Linked DNA regions of Homo sapiens: region 2 is linked to region 1. A link is an interaction called in ENCODE POLR2A ChIA-PET data of the cell type or tissue named here. Cell type or tissue: MCF 10A. All regions are shown on one strand. Each heading gives the region's core, and the rest is flanking DNA. Links, peaks and the distances in the headings are about the cores only. Region 1 overlaps NDUFC1 (NADH:ubiquinone oxidoreductase subunit C1). Region 2 overlaps MAML3 (mastermind like transcriptional coactivator 3).

Region 1 (5,380 bases), core at 97-5,096:
CATTATTCAAAAAGATGAGTTACTATTAAGTTGTAAGTGACTCAAAATCTCTCACCCCTTTCCAAGTCAAAAATCTGAACCACTTCAACAAGAAAATTTAAAATATCTTAGAGCTGGGGGACAGTGGAGGAAGTCCCAAACCCATTAGATAAAAAACAAAATTTTAAATATTAATATAGCAGATACTTTAACTTTAAAAAGAAATTTTATCCCAACAGAGGCAGTGTTTCACAGTCTTTTCTAGGATAGTGTGGCCTCTGAAGTCAGGAGAACTGGGTTCAGCAAACTAGTTTCTCCAAGTGTTTCTTATCTGTAACGGGTCAACAATAGTAGGTGCCACGTAGTGTTGTTGAAATGATTAAACGCAAGTTTATGTGTAAAGCATGTGGTGTGAATTTTTTTTTTTTTTTTTTTTTTTTTTTTTGAGACAGAGTCTCGCTGTATCTCCCAGGCTGGAGTGCGGTAGCACGATCTCGGCTCACTGCAAGCTCCACCTCCCGGGTTCACACCATTCTGCTGTCTCAGCCTCCTGAACAGCTGGGACTACAGGCGCCCTTCGCTACACCTGGCTAATTTTTTTTGTATTTTTGGTAGAGACGAGGTTTCACTGTGTTAGCCAGGATGGTCTGGATCTCTTGACCTCGTGATCCGCCCACCTTGGCCTCCCAAAGTGCTGGGATTACAGGTGTGAGCCACCACGTCCGGCCTGAAAATTTTTTTAAAAAGGTCGCTACACACTATGTACAATTTCCAACAATGTATTTATACAAACATTGATTAAAACCTAATGGAAGTCTACTGGGATTCAATTTGTACAACTTGCACACTGCTGGTTTGTCCTTACAGCATCTGAAAAAGGTACCTTCATAAAACTCCAATTAGCCTCAATTCTCATTAAGAAATAAAGTATAATTACTATTGCCGGGCGTGGTGGCTCACGCCTGTAATCAGAACACTTTGGGAGGCCGAGGCGGGCGGATCAATAGGTCAGGAGATCGAGACCATCCTGGCTAATACGGTGAAACCCCGTCTCTACCAACAATACAAAAATTAGCCGGGCGTGGTGGCGGGCGCCTGTAGTCCTAGCTACTTGGGAGGCTGAGGCAGGAGAATGGCGTGAACCCGCGAGGCAGAGCTTTCAGTGAGCCGAGATCACGCCACTGCACTCCAGCCTGGGAGACAGAGTGAGACTCCATCTCAAAAAAAAAAAAAAAAAGTATAATTACTATTTAGTAAAACTGCCATTCCTTACAAAACCATGTTAAGGAACAATAACAGAAATTTTAGTCCCATCATACTTTTTCAATGTTGCTGAAATCTTAATTTCTTTTTAGTCCTTGGGATTTCTCTTATGGAAAAATACGTATCAGCGATTATATAAATATCCTACTGTTATGAGAGTTTCACTGCCATACAACATATAACAGCACCATTCAATCTCGCAATGTTATGTCATTCCCTTACCACGCTGGTGTAGTCTCACGACATCCGGGAGTAAAGTACTTACATAGATCCACAAGAAGACAGTGGTGCCCAAGGTGAACCCAACTTTCAGCCAGTCAGGTTTGGCATTCGGCGGCTCTCGCACGTAGAACTTTGATCGCACTGAAGCTGAAAGGGGAAGAGGGTCTGTAAATTTGTAACTTACTGCCTTGTAGGGAAAAAACCCTAACATTTACGTGCGTATTATCGCATTTAATTCTCCCTTCAACTCCCCCATCTCCCACTTAAACAGCCAAGGAAATAGAGGTTCAAAGAGATCAAGTACCTCGCCCAGGGCCACTGGCGAGTTAGACAGGACGCACCTGTCCTGTCCGAGGCTTTCAAAGCCTCGTTTAAGGGCTTGCGGACCCTCAGACGACTCGGGAGTGGTCATGTAAGGGGCGCCCCGGGGAGGGTGTCTCCTCTCCCGGTTTACGGGACCTAACGTACAGAGGTGGGGAAGGCAAGGACCCAAAGTCCATTTACAAAGGCCAAGAGTGGTCAGGTTGAACTTGGATAAGTGCTAGAGGCGGGTGATGGGGAGCAGAGAGCCCTGCGTAGGGGACAGGCGTGGGCTGGGCCTTGGGTCGTCTGCCGGCGAAGGTCACTGCAGGACGAACCCGGGCCGCTGCCGCCTCCTGCACCCGTGGGCTGGGTCCGCCTTAGGAGGGGTAATCTGAGGGTCGAGTCGGCCTGCACGAGGAGGATACTCACGGCCGCTCGGGAGCCTGGCGGGGGCCAGCAGCCGGGAAAGGGGACGCAGCAAGGCGGACGGCGCCATCTTGCGTGGCCCAGCTCAGTCTCTCCGAGTTGGCAACAGAACCAGCGCCACCTGGCGGCCGGAAGTGCGGGACTCGAGGGCTCTGCAGCAGAGCTCCGTGGGGGCGTCAACGTGAATTCCAGCACGGCAAGGTTCTCTAGCACCCCGGCCTCAGCCTTCTGTCTATACAGTGGAATTAGGAAGAAAATAATTAAAAGAAAAAAGAGTTTACCTATTCTCTGTCCTCTGGGGGTTTTTCACCCCATCTCTACGGCTATTCATCAAGAGGTTTATTAAAATTTTCCTACATGAGCCAGAAGAAAGAAAAGTGTCGTGCTGAATAATAACTAGCATTTGGATTGAATTCTGTGGTCCAGGCACGGTGCATTAATGTATCATATGGTTTACATTCATTGTCTTATTTCATCTTCAAAACGAGCACATATCATGCCGTGGTTATAAGCCTCAATTTACAGATGAAGCTTAAAGAAGACAGCTACTCATCCAAGGTGACATATTATATTTTACAGTTGAAAAGATCTCTTAACACTTACCACTTACACTCACGATCATACTGAAGCCTCACAAACCTGTGAAGTAGAATTAGTGCCTTAGGTAGGCTTAAGATCACACAGATGGCAGAGGTGGGATACAGTTTGAGGTCTTCTGACTCCAGATCTAGTGATCCTCATTAGCCCACCTAACAGACTTGGACCACCCTAGACCATAAGCTGTAGAATCAGCGTTCAAAGCCATTCTGCTCACCACTTTTTAGCTCTATGATTTCTAGGCAAATTACTTAACCTCTCTATACCTAAGTTTTACATCTGTAACATAAAACCTATAGGGTTGCTGAGAAGCTTAAACAAGTGTCTGGTAGTAGTAAACAATTTATTTGGTTTTGCCTATTAAAGACATCGTTCTGAGGAATAGGTTTTATCTTGCACAGTTGAGCCAGATCTTTGTACATTCAATTCAGTTCAATCTGATGTCTAAAGACCAGTAAAAATATTTATAGGTAACAGACAATACATTTTGACCCTTTAAAACTAATCCTTTAAACTTTATGTCATTAATTTTAAAACCAAAATAAATGTTAGCAAATCTCCTATATTCTCTTTAGCAATGTTATTTTAAGATCTTTTTTAACCAAAAATTATTGACCAAAAAGTCAATTAATTGCACTGTGTTTTCTGGCTCATTTTAACATGCAAATGGTGGCTAAATGGATTGCTAAATTGTGAGTCACTTTAGTTTGTAACCTAGTTTGAGCCTCCTGGACTCATGCTCAAGTAAGTAAACTACCCAATGAATGTGCTGAGCCAGTTGTTGGTTCGCCACTTATTGTCCACTCAGCAACCTGTCAGTTGTATATCCTTTCTACACCATCCGTTGGAAGCTTGTCCTGATGAAGCTTTTGCTAGTATCCAACAAGTTGAAACAGATGCTATCTTTAGTCAGAGTATTCAGAACCAGTAAGCAAATTACTAATTTCAGTACTGCTATTGAGAAAGACTGCTTTGTTCTTTTTCAGAGCTTTGGCCCTTGTATCCTTTTACTAGTGTGTATTTTGGGAAAGTGATGAAGTATAAGCACATTTTTCTCACCATATTAGAGCTGATGGGAACTGTACACTTGGAGTACCCAGCTGTATGTGAAACTGCATCTAGAAAAGAATCCTGATTAAGTAATTCCAGCTAGGAACTAATATCTATAATATTTTGTTAGAAGTTGCTTCATAACATTCATGTAAGCATCTTCAGAATTTGAACACTAAAATCTTATTTATGATCCAGGTGAAAAGAGAGAGGATTTGAGTTAGCAGCTAGAAAAGCAAAGTTTCAGTCCAAGATTTTTCCACTGGGAAAAAATCACATCTCCCAAGGAAGGTAAAAAAAGAGCAAGAATTGAAAAACAGTATAAAATGCAAAAAACAAAACAAAAAATCCCTATTTTTATTGATACAGCATGCATGAGAATACTATGAATCAAACTTAGGACTTGGGCCAGTCACAGTGGCTCAGGCCTCTAATCCTAGCACTTTGTGAGAACAAGGTAAATGGATTGCCTGAGTCCAGGAGGTCAAGACTGGCCTGTGCAACATAGGTAGATAACTATCTCTACAAAATGATTTTTTAAAAAATTAGCTGGGTGTGGTGGTGCATGTCTGTGGTTCCAGCTACTCGGGAGGCTGAGGTTGGAAGATCGCTTGGACCTGGGAGGTGAGGCTACAGTAAGCCAAGACTCTGCCACTGTACTCCAGCCTCGGTGACACAGTGAGACCCTGTCACAAAAACAAAACAAAAGAAAAAAACCAACAACCTCCCACCTCCCCACACACCAAGATGTATCTATAAGTTTTTATTTTTTAAGACTCAGCAGCTGGGCGCCCTGGCTCACGCCTGTAATCCCAGCACTTTGGGAGGCCGAGGCGGGCGGATCACCTGAGGTCGGGAGTTCAAGACCAGCCTGACCAACATGGAGAAACCCTGTCTCTACTAAAAATACAAAATTAGCCGGGCATGGTGGTGCATGCCTGTAATTCCAGCTACTCGGGAGGCTGAGGCAGGAAAATCGCTTGAACCCAGGAGGCAGAGTTGCGGTGAGCTGAGATCGCACCATTGCACTCTAGCCTGGGCGACAAGAGCGAAACTCTGTCTCAAAAAAAAAAAAAAAAAAAAAGATTCAGCAGCAGGCCGGGCGTTGGGGCTCACATCTATAATCCCAGCACTTTGGGAGGCTGCGGTGGGTGGATTGCTTAAGCCCAGGAGTTCAAGAGTAGCCTGGGCAACATTGAGAAATCCTGTCTATACACACACACAAAAAAAACCCAGAAGCAATAGCAAATTGTTAACATTTGTTAAATCTAGGTGACAAATACATGAATTTCTTTTATATTCTTTTTTTTTTTTTGGAACAAGGTCTCAGCTCTGTTGCCCAGGCCGGAGAGCAGAGGTGTCATCACAGCTCACTGCAGTCTCGACCTCTGGGGCCGAAGGAATCTTCCCACCCAAGCCCACAAAGTAGCTGGGACTACAGGCTCACAGCACCACACCTGGCAAATTTTAAAATTTTTTTGTAGAGACAGGGTCTCACTATGTTGCCCAGGTTGGTCTCAAACTTCTGGGCTCAAGCGAT
Region 2 (5,380 bases), core at 162-5,161, 590 kb after region 1:
AGACTGGGCAACATAGTGAGACCTTGTCTCTACTGAAAATTAAAAAAAAAAAATTAGCCAGGTATGGTGGCACATGCCTGTAGTCCCAGCTGCTTGGGGTATGAGGTGGGAAGATGGCTTGAGTCCAGGAATTCAAAGCTGCAGTGAGCTATGATAGTGCCACTACACTCCAGTCTGGGCAACAAAGTGAGACTCTTTCTCAAAAAAAGAAAGAAAGAAAGAATAAATACAGTGATGGATGCCCTAAATACCCTGACTTGATCATTACATATTCTATGCCTGTAACAAAATATCACATGTACCCCATAAATATGTGTAAATATTATGTATTAATGTTTAAAAAGTGAAGCTGGTAAGAAGAAAATTAGAGACAATCTGGGAGGTTTAGTCCATGATGAATAGAAGTTCCAGAAGGTTTTAAAACAAAAAAAAAAGTAGGCCGGGCGCCGTGGCTCACACCTGTAATCCCAGTAATTTGGGAGGCTGAGGCGGGCGGATCACGAGGTCAGGAGATCGAGACCATCCTGGCTAACACGGTGAAACCCTGTCTCTACTAAACATACAAAAAAAAAAAAAAAATTAGCCAGGCGTGCCGGCAGGCGCCTGTAGTCCCAGCTACTCGGGAGGCTGAGGCAGGAGAATGGCGTGAACCCGGGAGGTGGAGTTTGCAGTGAGCAGAGATCGCGCCACTGCACTCCAGCCTGGGCGACAGGGCAAGACTCCGTCTCAAAAAAAAAAAAAAAAAAAAAAAAAGAAAGAGAAAAAAAGTAAAGGGAATAAAGAAATAATATAAGAACAAAGAAATAATATAAGAACATATCTCAGAGAAGATTCAAAAACTTTTAATGGTAAAAAATGTTATTGCTACTTTCACTGTCACTAATTTAGCTAAAATTTTCTAGGAATGAGAACATGGTAAAGGGATTAGGAGACAGAATGGAAAAGAAACTGAGTGTGGGAGGCAGGTTTTAGGACTACTCACTAAAGCAGGGATTCACAACTAATATATGTCAATGAATAGCAAATAATGATATTGTCTCAATCCAACTGGCAAATCAATTCAACTAAGAATTTTTTTAAAAAAAGAATTAACGAAGGGTAAACTTTTTTAAGTAGGGAGTTTCCCTTCCTTAAAAAAGTATTTTCCCAGAGGGTAGAATTAATACACATGTATGATAGAAAGTTTAGAAAATTCAGTTAAATATAAAGAGGAAAACAATAATCACTCATAATTTTTCCAGCCAGAAATAAATATCATTCCTAACATTTTAGGAATTCAGTATTTAGAATTCCTAAAATAACATTTTAGTTATTCAGTATTTTTCTACACATATTAAAAGTCACAATTTGGATTGTAACATATAATTGTTTTATGATCTATTTTATTCATATTATGAGCATTTCCATATGATTAGTCATTCATTTATATCATGAATGTCATGTACGTATTTATTTTTCCAAAATACTTATTTTTGGATCAAAGTTTTCACTATCATAAGTAACACCATGAGCATAATCTTTGTTCAACCATCTGATCAAAAAGAATAATATGTAAATTCTGAGAAATGCAATTACTAGATAAAACACATTCAAAATTTTGAAATATCTTTTGTTTCTATTTTTGTTTCCCTGTTTTTTGAAATATACAGGAAGTAAGCGCATTCCTATTCATTTCTGAGATGGCATTTTATACAAATGTTCCAAATAAGTAAACATCTGTAAAAGACAATTTTCTTGAAATAAACGTGCCTAAAAGGCTTTGCTGCTGAAGTCATTCATTAAAACGAAATGTTGATCATGGTCATTGTGATCAACAAAGAATAAAGTGAGTTTTCACTAGCAATAGCAGAAAACGAAACTGAACTAAACCTATGTATAATTATATTTTATATCGTACCTGTAATTCGTGCTCGTATTTGTGGAATGTACCCGCATATAATGTAATGAACTATTCTGAGAACTATGTAAATACTGCTTCACAATCAGATAAAAACAAGAAATAAATGATATGTTTGCAGAAAGACATTCACATGTTTATATATGTATTTTGAAGCTCGTTTCAAACAGTGGTGAGTTAATATTTCATTAAAAAGCACGCTTTTACCTGATGAGATTTTGTGAGGTTAAGAAGTGATTATTCTAATGAGGACTCACAAAAGAACATTCTGTCCACACTGAAAATACTTCGTGAGACGAGAGAAGAGAGGAGGAGCACACAGATTTAATCCAGAAAAACATCACTTTGCTTCTTCAGCTGACTGAGCTCTTTCAAAACATGACCTCTGCAGCTACCAGCTTCAGTGACACATAGTTAGGCAGGCATAAGGACCTCAAAGAAGTACCCTTAAAACTCATGTTCCCGCAAAGACAGGAACTTGTCCCAAGTTGGCACATTTTGAAAGACATTTAGTGGGGGTGAGGATAGGTGCATCATTGCACTCACATGTCTGCAGAGCCTGTGAACTGGAATTAATTATTCATCTTTGGTCTGGCTTGAAGGAAATACTCTACTGTAGCTAGTGTAAGAACAGCGAATGTAGAAGCACAATTTGTATTAACAACAGACCATTCTGACAGCTTGTGATCTCATAAACCTTCTGACACGCCTGGGCTACTACAAACATTCATGTATATTGCCTATATTTCTGCCTGCTTCAGAACTTAATCTGGAGTATATAAAATGCTGTTATCTCCCCAATGGTATATATTCTTAATGAAACTAAGATAATATATAGAAGTTCACATTTCAATGATATTTTTCTAGTAGCTACTGATTGCAGTCAATGTAAACCAAGTTATACTTTTATTTATCCAGACGGAATCTTTAGAGCCGGCTGGCATGTGCAGACAAGAAGCCACTGTGAGGTTTGGGGGTTGTAAGGCTGAGGACAAGAATGAAGCCACAGAGCTCAGGCCTGTCTCTGCAGGCCAGCACCACCTCCAGCCCTGCAGCTCCATCAAGCTTGGGGTTTCGGGGGTGGGGTGGGGCACTCCAGGAGCTACAAGATGCAAATAACCAAGTGAGGCAAGATCTGCCTGCGTTATTTCCCAGTGCTTCTAAAGTACTCAACTGTGGACACCTACCCAAGCACTAGTTAGAACCTGTTTAGACATGAGGGCCTCTAAAGCAAAGACTTTTCTGCAAATTCTCCAAGTAAAATGACCATGTCTGCATCCTGGAAGAATTGAGGCACAGCACAGCAACTGGCAGTAAGATGATCTCTCTTGAATTCATCCATGTAGGGCAGGGGGAGTCGCTTTAATGGGCATTTCCCCACTCTCTCCTTCAGGGTAGAACAAATGTTATATTAAAGGAGCTTTGGCTGTTTGCCACTGGTCAGGATGAAGAGACTGAAAAGCTTGTCAATGACTATTCACTTCCCGACTGGTTGCTGCTCATTTTTTACCATGCATACCAAGAGCCCAACCTCCCATGAAGGAGGACAGTGGGAAAGTAGAGACTTTAATACAGCACTAAGATATATTCACCATCACATTTTCCTGAAATAGAGCTGATTGTATCAGAGAGGTTTCATTGCACTCCCAAGTAAGAAGACTGAACCAGCTTCTAACTGTTGCTAGTCTAGCAGCAAGTGTTTAAACATTATAAGGTCCTACAAAAATCTACCCTCCACTTCACTTTGAAAATCCAGAAAGCTCTCCTATATTTGAATATCAACAAGCCAAATTTCCCATTATTCATAATTCAGTAGGACAGCTGAAGGCTGCTCAGGGCCTTATAAAACTGTTGTAGACAGCCCTGAATGTCCCCTGCTTCCCACCACCCAGAGCCTGGGATCATGCAAGCTGGGAGAGAAGCTACAGAGGTAGTGCCGTGTTTGGTGGAGTGACCTCTGCAGCCTCCCTCCCTCAGAGTGAGAATTTTATGTAATTCTTATCTGCAGTTGGGAATAAAAGAAGTTTGATTCCTAGACACTGAAATACACGAAAGTTTATCATGCCACCCTTTTCCATTTCTTAGGAGAAATGGAAAAAGAACACTCCAAACCTGGCCACTACCTGAGGATGTGTAAAGAGGTTTTCTGCAGGCAATTAGACCCCACTACAGTGGAAGCTTGTAGAACATCACACATCGACAGTCTGAAATGCACCACAAGAACTGCTCGAAGAGTGTGTCACTTTCACACTTACCTGACCGTGGGATGGAAGTGCAGCGTAAGCCATGGGCTGATTCATCACTCCTTTCTGCTTCATGAGAAGCAGGCGTTTCTGGTCTTCGCTCAGGTGTGCCCTGGGGGCCTGGAGCTGTGGAGGTGGCGGCTGCTGCTGCTGCTGCTGCTGCTGTTGCTGTTGCTGCTGCTGTTGCTGCTGCTGGATATACGGCATCAAGGGGTTTTTGTTGGGGTTGGCCACTGGTGGTGTCATCCTCTGACTCAGGTCTGCATTGAAGTGGGTCAGGGGTTTAGTGTTGCCATAAGTCAGAATATTGTGCTGTTTGTTTAAGGAGTTTGTACCCAAGTTATTTGGCTGCTGATTGATCATATTCATGTGATTCTGAGGGAGGTAGTTATTCATTGTTGTCTTCTGCAGGTTGTTTGCCATTGGAGGCACTATAGGGTTTTGGTTGTTAAAGGCTTGGGGGTACATCATTGGGCTATTTGGTTTTTCTGCAGTAAAAGCTGCTCCATATGGACTAGAGGGAGGTCCTAAGGGAGACCAATTTGAAGTCTGATTTGAGTGCTGTTGCTGCTGCTGCTGCTGCTGCTGCTGCTGCTGCTGCTGCTGCTGCTGCTGCTGCTGCTGTTGCTGTTGCTGTTTCTGCTGCATGAGTTTGGCCCTTTGTTGCTGCTGTGCAGCCATCTGTTTGAGCTGTTCTGCTGGAGACATGTCAGAGCTGGGCACAGCCACAGGCCCTGACGCTGAACCGGCCACTGTCACTGCTGCCGGATTCAGGAGATAACCATTTCCAGGCCGAGGTGGAGCTTGGCCTGGAGTGTGGGCTTGGTTTGGAGTTTGAGGGGACTGGACAGCACAGTTTGCTGGTGAGCTTGCAGGGTTTGGAGCTGCGGGAGTGCTGGCAACAGAAGGTAAACTAGTGGCCGTGGAGACAGTAGAAAAGGGAGGACCAGAAGAAGAAGGCCTCGCCTGGGGAGATCCCATGGAGACATGTGCGAAGGGAGAGTGAGAGGGGTCGCTCTTCACGCTCGCACTCTCCTGGGAGAGAGGGGTCTCAGTTGCTGGCTGCGAGAATTCTGGCTCCTTCTTCTCTTCAAAGTCTTCGTTGAACAGGTCCTGTATGTCATCCTCAGGAACCGTGTTGGCCAATTCATCTATTAATTCTTGCCACTCCTGATCATTCAGATTAATGTCTGAGAACAGCTTGTTCTGATTTGAAAGAGATGTTTCTGATGTGTCTATG

Evidence for each region. ChIA-PET counts read pairs that join two places held together with the same protein. Peaks named below come from ENCODE experiments on the same cell type or tissue, not always from the same donor. Only the 100,000 strongest peaks of a DNase experiment are listed, where the experiment ranks them.
Region 2: POLR2A ChIA-PET joins it to region 1 with 5 read pairs; 1 of 35 experiments calls an interaction of 5 or more read pairs at or near these places.

The regions. Positions count from the first base shown.
Region 1 is chr4:139,293,536-139,298,915 of GRCh38, forward strand. NDUFC1 (NADH:ubiquinone oxidoreductase subunit C1) reads right to left here. Exons shown (of 6, transcript NM_001184989.2): 2 at 3,850-3,908; 3 at 2,197-2,425; 4 at 1,508-1,611. The coding sequence starts at 2,263. Among named protein-coding and RNA genes, the nearest start is that of NAA15, 5.3 kb to the right of the region's middle. RefSeq lists an enhancer at 2,056-2,619. In MCF 10A, for the core only: a CTCF peak has its summit at 2,319 (motif pointing left); DNase peaks (open chromatin) are centred at 1,496, 2,316 and 3,616.
Region 2 is chr4:139,885,205-139,890,584 of GRCh38, forward strand. MAML3 (mastermind like transcriptional coactivator 3) reads right to left here. Exons shown (of 5, transcript NM_018717.5): 2 at 4,153-5,380. Among named protein-coding and RNA genes, the nearest start is that of MGST2, 220 kb to the left of the region's middle. RefSeq lists an enhancer at 2,843-2,982. In MCF 10A, for the core only: no CTCF peak of the experiment used is centred there; DNase peaks (open chromatin) are centred at 3,047, 3,327 and 4,207.